2 separate regions of the Homo sapiens genome follow, and region 2 is linked to region 1. A link is a contact called in ENCODE Hi-C or POLR2A ChIA-PET data. All regions are on one chromosome and are shown on one strand. Each heading gives the region's core, a stretch centred on a gene start or an enhancer-like site at or near the end of the contact. The rest is flanking DNA. Distances are from core to core; before and after follow the strand shown.

Region 1 (5,550 bases), core at 1,589-4,088:
AACTAGGAAGCTGGCACCAATTGTACAGTTAGGTTTCTGACATGTAAAAATCAGGAGAAGGGAAATGTGGGTTGGAAGCTTTAATTGTGAGCGGAGAATGAAAGCTGATTCAGTTAGTGTGTAATGTAATTTGGAAAGTGGAAATAATGAAAGGGAAACAGTTTTTATTTCTGGGAAATGAAACAGAAAGAAATACAAGTAACGAGAACAACAGCAACAGCAACGACAAAGCCAAGCCCATTACCCACAAAAGCTACAATTTTTTCTTGTATTTGGGTCTTTGAATTGCTACTCTCCCCAGAAAAAAAATAGTTTTTAATTGAGTTTGCAGTTCCCTTTGAATTTCATAAGTGATTTACACTATTAAGTTTACTTTAATTTTAATTAAATATATAATATATATTTAGTTAATATGTAATATATATTTAAACACACACATATCTTTCTTCCAACATTCACATTAGGATTTTTTAATGGTCAAAGAAGATATTTCTGAGTTCAAAACTCAGTTTTAAAGTAGAGTTTGGTAAAGTAGGGACATTTTGCTTTTTGGACATGGCTTTCTCCCTCAGCCTATTTTTGGAGCATGAGATCTTGTGGGCCTAAGTTCTGCATTCACCACATCTCTCCTGAAACCCCTGACTTCCCCTCTGCTACCATCACCCAGGGATCCCCCTTCCCACTCCTGTAACACTTTATGTCTGCTGCTCTACAGTACTTACCACACATCTCCCTCCCACCTGTATCAGATGGTCCTATGGGTAGAAAAATGTCTTATATCTTAGTAGTCCAATGTACCTGGGATGTAGTAAATGTCAGAGTCCGAAACTGTCTTATTTTCCAGATTTGGGCTTTGTAATAAAGGCCTTTTGAAGATAATGCCTAGGTCTTTGATATGTAATTTTAGGTAAAAAGAAAACTGAAGGAATGACTCTAATGGTAGAGGTTTCCGGCTGGAAAAGAGGATAGTGTTATTAGAGTCTGTGGGTAATTTGGGGGACAGAATGGTCTTCCTGGTAGTCCTTGAATCATACAAAGTCAATGATAGTTAGCTTGGTGTACCTGCTTGTTAAGATGGGCCTGGACAATGCTCTGACTTGTTGGGAAATAAGTAGAGTGAACAACAGTGTCTGTTTGTCTGGGACTGTCCCCATGTTAGCATGGAAAGTTCCATATCTTGGGAAACCCCCAGTCCTGGGCAAACCAGAGCACTGGTCACCCCATACAATCCAAATATACAGTGGAGTATGGCCTCTTAACTGTCACATTAACGTGCTGATAACTTGGACTCTAGTACTTGTAGGGAAAAGATAAATCTTCAAATAAGTAAACAACTAGCCCAGTTTGGGAGGATGTCAGTTCTGCTTTCTCATTAAGATAAGGCAATCTTAAAATCATTAGAGAACTCACAAATGTGGCTATAAAAATAACAACAGTTACATAATTAGATTTCCTTGGCTGAAACCACTAATAAGACATTGCCAAATTTTAGCTTATTGTTGAAGATAAATCTCTCTCACCCATTCTCTCTCTCTCTTACACACACACGTGCACACACACACACACAATTTTTATTTTTCTGGCTTAGCATACTTTTATTTTAATTATAGGTTTTATCGTTTTTCACCATGTTAACAGAACAAAGTTGGTTTGTTGTTGAAGGATATGATTTAAATGGATAGCTATTGCTGTGGTTTACTGAAAGCACAATACTGCATTATTTTGAAAATATGTTTAATGAAGCATATTTTCATTTAAAGCATACCTGTACTTAATGGAAATTTTTGAGATCCATCATTTCTAAAGATGAAGAGAAGAGGCTGTGTAGCCACCAAATGCTTGCTGGCCCTCTAACGCCTAAAGTGCTACATTTATTTATTATAAGAATATAGAGATAATAAGACTGTTTATGAATTACAAATCAATAATGAAATAACTCTTGGGCTAAGGACAAAATCAAATGGAAATTATAAATCACATAAATATGAATGGGCACAGAAGCATTACTCTACAAAATCTGTGGGGTATGGTCAACATGTTGTTCAGAGGGAAATCTATAGCTTTCAATGTCCATATCAGAAAAGAAGAGACATGGAGAATAAATTAACCAAACTTTCAAATCAAAATTTAACTTCCTAATTCAACCATCAAACAAACAAACAAACAAACAAACAAACAAATAAAACACAAAGTAAAGAGAATGGAAAAAAATGTAATGGCAGGAAATAATGTGATAGAAAAGGATAATAGAGGCTGCTGAACTTGAGGAAATCCTCCTTTTACACAACAAGGATGTCAGCTGCCCAGACTCTGACTTGGAGACTCACCTCCCAGCCCAAGGAATATGCGTTATGAGAGTAAGAAATACATGATTACACCTCTGCATGGATGACTGCAAAGGGGACAATAATAACTAACAATAAGACCCATGTGTCAAGCATTATGCCAGGCAGCTTATATAAATTATATGGTTTAGTTGTATTTCTTCCTCATTTTCTGATAAGAATATTGAAACACAGGATGGCCTAGTAATTTCCTCAATACTGAGGGACAGTAATTAATGTAGCTGGAACTTGAACTTCAGAAGGGTTATTAAGTGGGGTTTAATTTACCACATGTTGTTAAAGATGCCATTGGCTTTAGAAACATCTTGTTTTGAAAATTCGTATCTGTTTGGGAAGATCATGATACTATCAGTCGGTCATGCTTTAGAGTGAAATGGTTCAAACAGATTGCTTTCCTTTCAACAGCTAGCTGAGGTTAGCTGTGTTAAGAGAATGGGAGTTTTGAAGTGGTTAAAGAGAAAGAAGTAATGCAGGAGTGGCACTGCTTAGAGGCTAACACCCCCATCGGAATACTGGGCAGCTGGTAAGCAAAAGTACAGAAAGGGAAGTGAGAAGATGCCAAAGATAAACTCTATTTCAAAATTCTGACTATGGTCAGCCCCACCCTCAAGAAGAGAGGGACAGGTTCTTCCTCTTTTTCTGTCCTGTACAAAGCAATCTCCTATTCCCAGGACCAGGAAGTTCAGGTCCAAGGGCCACTCTAAGGAAAATAGAGTTGGAAGGGACTTTAGGGGTCCTATCCAGTCTACTCACCACAAGGCCTCCCACACCCTCCTGCATGAATCCTCCAAACTCCTCCTGACCATCTTTGCATCTTTGTTGCTCCTTTGTTGTCTATTTGGGGCTCGAGTTAGTTGTTAGAAATTCCTTTCTATCAGCCAACAATCTTATCTCCCTTCAACTTCCCCTCATTTGTCTTATATCTGCCCCTGGAATTGCCCAGTCTGTGTGGTATTTGTTCCAATGGAATTTGATCTGTCATATACTGTTGCTTTTGGCTGATTTGCTAAATTGACTGGATCTCTCTCTAAACTCAATGATTTGGATCAAGGTAAATGCTGGTAAAATGTGCCAGCAATTTCTTTTTCAGAAAGATCTTGCTATTGCTCTGTTACTTTTGTTTGTTTGTTTTTTTTTAAAGAATGTTCCCAATAGATTCATTTTGAGGGAATAGATTCACCTATGAATCCATGGAGTGACCCACACAAAACACCTACATAAAAAAGAAACAAAAAGAGTATGTTTTCTTACTGACAAACACTACTTGAAAGCTCTTCAAGTCCTTCGTGGTATAATAAAGTAAATAGATATTGAGAAGAAGAGATCATCTAGTTAACAAACATGGAAAAATGTTCCACCTCACTTTTAATTTTAAAAGTGATAAGATACCCCTTCCATTCATTTGGCTACAAAGCATAGCAACATTTATAATAATATTTAATGTTTGTTAGTACTATAGTACATTACCAGTAGAATTAGAAACGTCTTTTAGAAATTGATTTAGCTATATGTATTGAGATCTTTTAGTTTTATTTATTTAGTAATTTTTAGAGGCAGGGTCTTGCTATGTCGCCCAAGCTGTTCTTGAACTCCTGAGCTCAAGGGATCCTTTTGCTTCAGTCTCCCAAGTAAGTAGAATGACAGGTGCAAGCCACTGCACCTGGCTATCAGGAGATTTTAAAATATTCTCATCCTTTCACCTAGTAGAATCTCCTGGGTATTTGTACTAAGGAAATAATCCAGAGATTAAAAAAATATGCCTACGGTTTGCACTTCTCACAGGAAAATTATTCATAATAGTGAAAAATTAGTCACAGCCTAAAATCTAACAACAGGAAATAGTTTAACTAGATTATGGTGCATCCACTCAATGGAAGATTATACAGCCATTTCAAATAACGATTATGAAAAAAACATTATATGTAATCTATATTGTCCTAGTGGAAATATCTTAGGTAAGTCAATGGTAGCGAATCAGAAAAATATTGAGACTCAGTAGTTTTTAGCCACATGAAAAATTCTTGCAGTATATAAAAAACAATGTATACAAAGAAATGCACCAAAATTATTATTATGACAGAAAAAGGGTGGGAGAAGTGTTTTTATATTTAATCAAGAGCTGTACTGTATAACTGAATTGTTTGCCAGCGGAGCAGAAGGCAGATGGCTTGGTTAAACTCACACATTCTTGCCCACTCCAGCTATTTTTATAAGGCTCTTACGGTTTTAGGATTTTCTTACATTTTTGTTGATTCTTGTACTCTATTTACTTCTTCTCCAACTTCATTATGGAATATTATCTAGTGTTTATTATTTGTCTGGGGTCCCCATTGATATTAGCAAAAAACACTGGTCATTGGGTTGTACTTGATTATTTGAGTCTTCAAAGCTCCTTGTCATTGCATATTGCGGGACTGAGAGTTAATATAAGGATATGATTCTATCAATCAATTTTCACAGATATATATGTCACTGAACACGAAATATGGGATATATTAGTCAGCTATTGTTACAATGCTGAGTAATAAACAGCTCCAAAACTCAGTGGCTCATAAAAATAAGCCTTTATTTTCCTTGTTCATGAGCCTGTGGATGATCTGGGATGCTCTGCTTCTTTTGCAGGACAGCTGGGCTTATATCAAAGCCTCAAGTTGGGATCAGGCCTGCTTCACATGTTCCCAAATCCCATTAGCTATCTGAGGCATATTCTTCTCCTGGTGGATTATGAAAGGCAAGAGGCCAAGTCAGGAGAATTGCTTGAACCCAAGAGGCAGAGACTGCAGTGAGCCGAGATTGTGCCACTGCACTCCAGTCTGGGTGACAGAGTAAGACCCTGTCTAAAAAAAAAAAAAAAAAAAAAAAAAAAGAGGCCAAGTCAAACTACTTAAGGCCTATGCTCATGTGTGCTATCATTTAATTGATCAAACCAAATCACATATGTAATTATGCCCAACATCAATGAGAGAGGGAAATAACTCCCATTAGAAGTTCACCTGACAGAAGGAGGGGGTAAAGAATTGAGAGCAATGATCTAATGTACCATAGGGACAATGTACAAACAGATTAATTTAAATAATTGGAAAGAAATACCTACTGACTTGCAGAATAGGTAGGATTATCTCCATGTGTGAAAAATATCCTATTTTTCGATTAGACTAATGAAAACTTAATAAAATAGTTGTTACCATATATTTCTTTTAAAGAA
Region 2 (5,505 bases), core at 196-2,695, 51 kb before region 1:
CCATGCTATTACATGTATCAATAGTTCAGTCCTTAGCCGGGCATGGTGGTGCACACCTGTGGTCCCAGCTACTTGGGAGGCTGAGGCAGGAGTATCACTTGAACCCAGGAGGCGGAGGCTGCAGTGAGCTGAGATGGGGCCACTGCACTCCAGCCTGGGTGATAGAGTGAGACTTGGTCTCATGAAAAAAAAAAAAATCAGTCCTTTTTTTAATGCTGAGTTGTATTCCATTGTATGAATATATCATATCCTCTCACCAGTTGATGAATGTTCATATCATTTCCAGTTTGGAGCTATTATAAAAATAACTGCTTAAGTCTGTATTTTTTAAACAAACATCCAGCTAATTCTGATGCAGGTGGACCACATGTTGAGAAACACTGCTCTAACACAGAGAATTGAAGCTTATTGCCCAAAGCCACATAACCAAGAAGGCTTTGACGCCAGAGCGTGGATTCAAGAGCCCATGCTTTTCCTACTTGGACAGTAGATGTCAGAAGGAGGGCCTTGAAGATAAGACATATGTTTCAGTTGTCAATTGAAGCATAACAAAATAACCAAACTTTGGTTTCAACATCAATGATTTCTTAAGATTCTGTCGTCCTGGCCGGGTGATTCTGTGGCAGGCCAGGTCTCACTAACAACTCTTTCAGTACTGACTGAGTGGTTAAGTTAAATATTAAAAGCCAGTGCCCTTATACGAAGGCTGGGATGTAACAAAAGCCCAGCAAGAGTTTTGCCTAGGCCTTTTCTGGGCCTTAAGGCGTGACAAAATAACAAAGGAATTCTTAACAGGACCCGTTTGGGATTAAACAAGTTTTATTGTGGGTCTGAAGAAACTCCCCAGATCTCCACAAACAAGTTTACTGGAGGCCTGAAGGAACTCCCCAAACCTCCATGATTTAGCAGGAGACAAGATAAGGGTAATCACCCCAGCACCTGGACCCATTTAGATTAAGTAAATGTACTGAGGCTCCAGAGGAAGGTTTTCAGGACTCAGATCATAGTTGTAGATTAAAAGAAGTTAATCACTTATGTCTTTAGATGAATGCGCACTTACACATAGACATATAGTTTAGAAGGTATATAAGCTCTGGAAAACTTTGTAATTTTGAGTTGGTCTGGAAATAATTTCCAGGCCTTCTCTCTGTAACTGGTTACAGAAGTAAAAGCTCTCTTCTTCCCCAGTTCATCTGCATCTCATTATTGGGCCATGAGAAATAGCAGCCCAACCCTCAGATTGGTCCAGGAACTGTTCTTTTTTTAGTCTTACCTGGGCTGTCTCATGTCACTACGTTCAGCAGCCAGGTCCACTGGATGCTGGGTGAAGCTGGGATGGCCGGGGCAGCAGGACCTTTCTTTCCATGATCTTTCATTCTTAAGGAGTCTAGACCAGCCTTCCCTTCATGGCAGTGGCAGTATTCCAAGAAAAAGCTGCAAAGCACAAGTGCTTTTCAAGCCTCCACTTGTGTCACGTTTGCTAACGCCTCCCTGCCAAAACAAGGCACATGGCCAAGCTCAGCTTCAATGTGGGAAGCAACTATCCTAGGGAATGGCATGATTCATTTGGTGCAGGATTCATTTGGAGCCATTAATGTAACAATCTACCATTGCTAGTAAGTTTATGTTTCAGAGGCAATAGGTAACTGGAGAGGGCAGAGCTAGGGAGAGCCAGGGAATTAAGAGGATTAGAGAAAATTTTGGTGGAGCCAGAAAAGGTCAAAAGGGTCTATGTTACCCCTAGTCATCTTTGAAGGAAGGACGTGTTCCCTCTAGTCATCTTTGTGGCCCCCACAGCACTACAGGGGTTTTACATATGGTAGGACCTCAGGAAGTCTTTGCGAAGTTGAATCAAAGTATCAATGATAAGTTGGGGGAGTTTAGGACCTAGAGGAAGGATGGCTAAATGATAACACACTGAAAGGAGCAAGACCCCTTAAAGCGTAGAAGGGTAAGTGCTAACAGAAGAAAAAATTAAAACTGAAATGAAGAGAGACAGATGGGATATAAAATGTAAACAAATGTTTGCTTCACAATTAAACTACGTGCCCACTCTTTCACCAATGTTTGTTTGCTAGATGCTATGCAAGGGACTAGAGCTGTGTTTCTCAAAATGTAGGTCATTAGAACAATGTGGAATACTTAGGTAGAGGGTTAGAAATGGCTGGTGGAGGTGTCCAGTGGATGGGCCTGAGACAGTGCCCCTGGCTCCATTGTCTTCTTATAACCTGTAGAGAGATCCTAGAAGTCATTGCCTGCCCCAGTCAGAGGCAACAGATATGGTCAGTGCTCTAATCATCTCATCTTGCCCTTAGCACTTCAGTGCAGGACAGAATATCGGACTGCCAACCCCTGAATGTTCTCCCTAGGGGCTTTCTCTGGCTACTCCTGCTATAGAGGGAGCAGTCCTCAATCAAAGACTGACAGGAGTTGGTGGAGATTTTAAAACCAAGCCAATTATCCATTATAAATCTGGAAGCAAAGAGTGTTCATTATCCTGCTTAGTCAAATACCAGTTCTGCTGAAAAATGCAAAAGGCTAGAGTCTTGCTCATTAAGGACCAAGTCTTTCCTTGTATTTCTGTAGCTGCCTGATAGATGGGCTCCTGACTTCAATCTTGTTTCCCTTCAACCTATTTTCTGCACTTCTGAGTGACCTTAGAAATGCAAATACATTCATTAAGCTTTGAGGATGGAGATGTTTCATATTCTCCATTGGATCTTCAGTACCTGGTAAGCACTCAGTAAATATTTATTGACTGGGTATTATAGGAGACTCCCAACTCATGAACATGTTATATCCTAACATTTCTCGTCTAAGGAGGTGATTTTGAATTTAGAATACATTTGACCATCACAATGATAGGTGGTTTTTAGCTTGACAGGCTAGCTTACAAAAACCAAGTTCAAGCCAGGTACGGTGCCTCACACCTGTAATCCCAGCACTTTGGGAGGCCGAGGTGGGAGGATCACCTGAGATTGGGAGTTCAAGACCAGCCTGGTCAACATAGTGAGACCCTGTCTCTACTAAAAATACAAAAATTAGCTGGGCATGGTAACGCATGCCTATAATCCCAGCTACTACTCGGAGGCTGAGGTGGGAGAATCGCTTGAACTTGGGTGGCGGAGGTTGCATTGAGCCGAGATCACGCCACAGCACTCCAGCCTGTGCAACAGAGAGAGACTCCGTCTCAAAAAACAAAAAAGTTCACCCATGATGCAGCCTAATCCAATCCCAGCTTTCTTGGTAGTCATGAGCAGGAGACCATAACGGGAGGGAGGGATGAAGAAGAAAAGGAAAAACAAAGCCTTTGGGAATTGGATCATTTGTTAACATCTTTCTGTTTTACACTTCTGTTTTTGCACCTCTACGTGCTCTATGAGTACCTTCTCTGCTCCTCTTCCCTACCATGCCTCATCTCCCACTGGAGCAAGCCTCCAACCCCACTCCAGGGTCCTCTTACCTTTCCCCTCTGCCAATCACAACTCCTATTCCCTGACTACAAATAATTTCAAGGATTAAGAGGAAGGTGGTCTGATTGAGCAACTTTACTCTCCACATGGATGTCTAACGGCTATTTAATCTTCCTAGAGATGCTTCCAGTTTTCCAAATTAGTTTAGATTACATGAATCTCTAATTAGTGGAATTTACTGTAACAAGATAAAATGGAAAAAAAGGTGATGAGAGATATTTTGGGGCAAGTACTCTCACTGATTCTGACTTTTTTTCAGATTCTCCCCCTAGGATTAATAATCTAGATTATTCTGGATTTTTATAACTTTTTGGGTCTTTTAAAGATCCCTCCCTGCTTCTTTTTTTCCCACAACTACCGCCATAAGCCTGGTTGAGAAGGGGCTATCTGAGTGAGCACAGCCATAGGCGCAGGCCTACAGAGTGGGCCCTTCATTGACTTTCCCGATTTGCCTCAGCAAGTGTGCACCTTTAACCTGACCCTGCCTTTGGTGACACTTGAACCAAGCCCAACACCAAAATGTGGTCAGCACTCAAAAAACAAGAACCAGGAAAATTTAAGGGATTTTCTCACTGGACAGTCTGGGGATTTCCATTCCAACATTTGTATTCTCTTTAATTATATGTTATTCAAATGGACTTCAATTCATCTACCACAAAGAACTCTAGCCAGGGGATTTCTGCTTTTGTAGCTGTAGGAAAGAAATTAGATTAGAAAAGATTAAAGCGATCCTTGCCCAAGGTCACACAGCTAGTTAGAAGAGAGCTCATCTCCTGGTTCCAAATCCTATGTTCTTTTGATAAAAACGTAATGCTTCGTATTATTTAAAATATAAGGTTTGGCCAAATAAGTTGAAGATTAGCTTTTCCCTCTTGAGTCAGAGGAAAATAATAAATCTATTTCTGCAGTATTCTTCTATTGGCCTGAGCTAGCATTTCTGAAAGTATGTTGTTCCACTGAATACTATTTTTAAAATCAGCCAGGCACAGTGGCTCATTCCTGTAATCCTAGCACTTTGGGAAGCCAAGGTGGGAGGATCAGTTGAGTCCAGGAGTCTGAGACCAGCCTGGTCAACATAAGGTGACCCCTGTTGCTAAAAAAAAAAAAAAAAAAAATTAGCCAGGTGTGGGGCCATGTGCCTGTAGTCTCAGCTACTCAGGAGGCTAAGGAGGTGGAGGCTGCAGTGAGCCATAATCATGTCCTGCACTCCAGCCTGGGCCACAGAGTTAGACCTCATCTTTTAAAGAAAATGAAGAAAAACAATTTCAACCGCAAAAGTCTACTCTCTGCCATCTTGGAGACTTACAGTGCACATTAACATAGTAAAGTTTCCAGGAAGTCCTGCAACAATAAAATAATAAAGTTTGTTGAACTCGGCAATCTCCAAACTTATTTGGTCAAGAGTTATCTCCCTTCCTCCTTCCCTCCCTCCCTCTCTTCCTTCCCTCTCTCCTTTTCATGAAACATCATTACCAACTAATACACTTTGGGAAATATTGCATTAAGGTTAACAAAATTGAACATCAATCTATAGTAGGCCAACAATTTTCTTGTAAGATTAAGAACTTTCTAATTGTTTTAGCTGTGTTCTCTACTATAGACATTATTACTAAATGTTAATATTAAGGTATATTTAGTCAATTTGTATCTTTGGGAAGGCTTTGATTTAACTTAGATCACCCATATGACCTTCTTTCATGGGTGATCTAAGTTAAATCAAAGCAGTGAAAGCATCATTATGCTTTGGTGTGTGGGGAGCAGGTATACAGATCTCAGTTGCATACAAGGGAAACCAGCAGGTGGGATGTATTTATCTTGCTTTATAGTAAATCCAAAAATTCAGTAGTTGAATTCCTCCAACTTTAAATCAACACTCTTTAGAAAAATAGAATCAAGGGACACTACGATGTATTATTCACAATGTTCGCAAAGAATTCAAAATTTCTAGGCATACAAATCAATGGAAAAATGTGATTTCATACTCAAGAAAATAGAGAATCAATGCAGACCAACATTACGATGACTCAGATGT

What was found. Hi-C counts contacts between places; a loop is a spot of excess contacts on that map. ChIA-PET counts read pairs that join two places held with the same protein, here RNA polymerase II (POLR2A). Pooled maps may share reads with other maps.
Region 2: a map of dorsolateral prefrontal cortex shows a loop between it and region 1 (3-fold over the local background). The contact joins two enhancer-like sites. A Hi-C loop is called at or near these places in 2 of 168 maps with a recorded cell type or tissue (dorsolateral prefrontal cortex and posterior vena cava), 20 of 37 single-sample maps with no recorded cell type and 8 of 50 pooled maps. POLR2A ChIA-PET finds 5 or more read pairs at or near these places in 3 of 52 experiments (GM10248, T-cell and naive thymus-derived CD4-positive, alpha-beta T cell).

The regions. Positions count from the first base shown.
Region 1 is chr9:4,936,378-4,941,927 of GRCh38, forward strand. No RefSeq gene overlaps it. Among named protein-coding and RNA genes, the nearest start is that of JAK2, 46 kb to the right of the region's middle. Within about 2 kb of position 2,839, at least 4 of the 41 ENCODE cell types and tissues checked have a DNase peak (open chromatin) inside an H3K27ac peak, as active enhancers do.
Region 2 is chr9:4,886,311-4,891,815 of GRCh38, forward strand. No RefSeq gene overlaps it. Among named protein-coding and RNA genes, the nearest start is that of MIR101-2, 39 kb to the left of the region's middle. Within about 2 kb of position 1,446, at least 2 of the 41 ENCODE cell types and tissues checked have a DNase peak (open chromatin) inside an H3K27ac peak, as active enhancers do.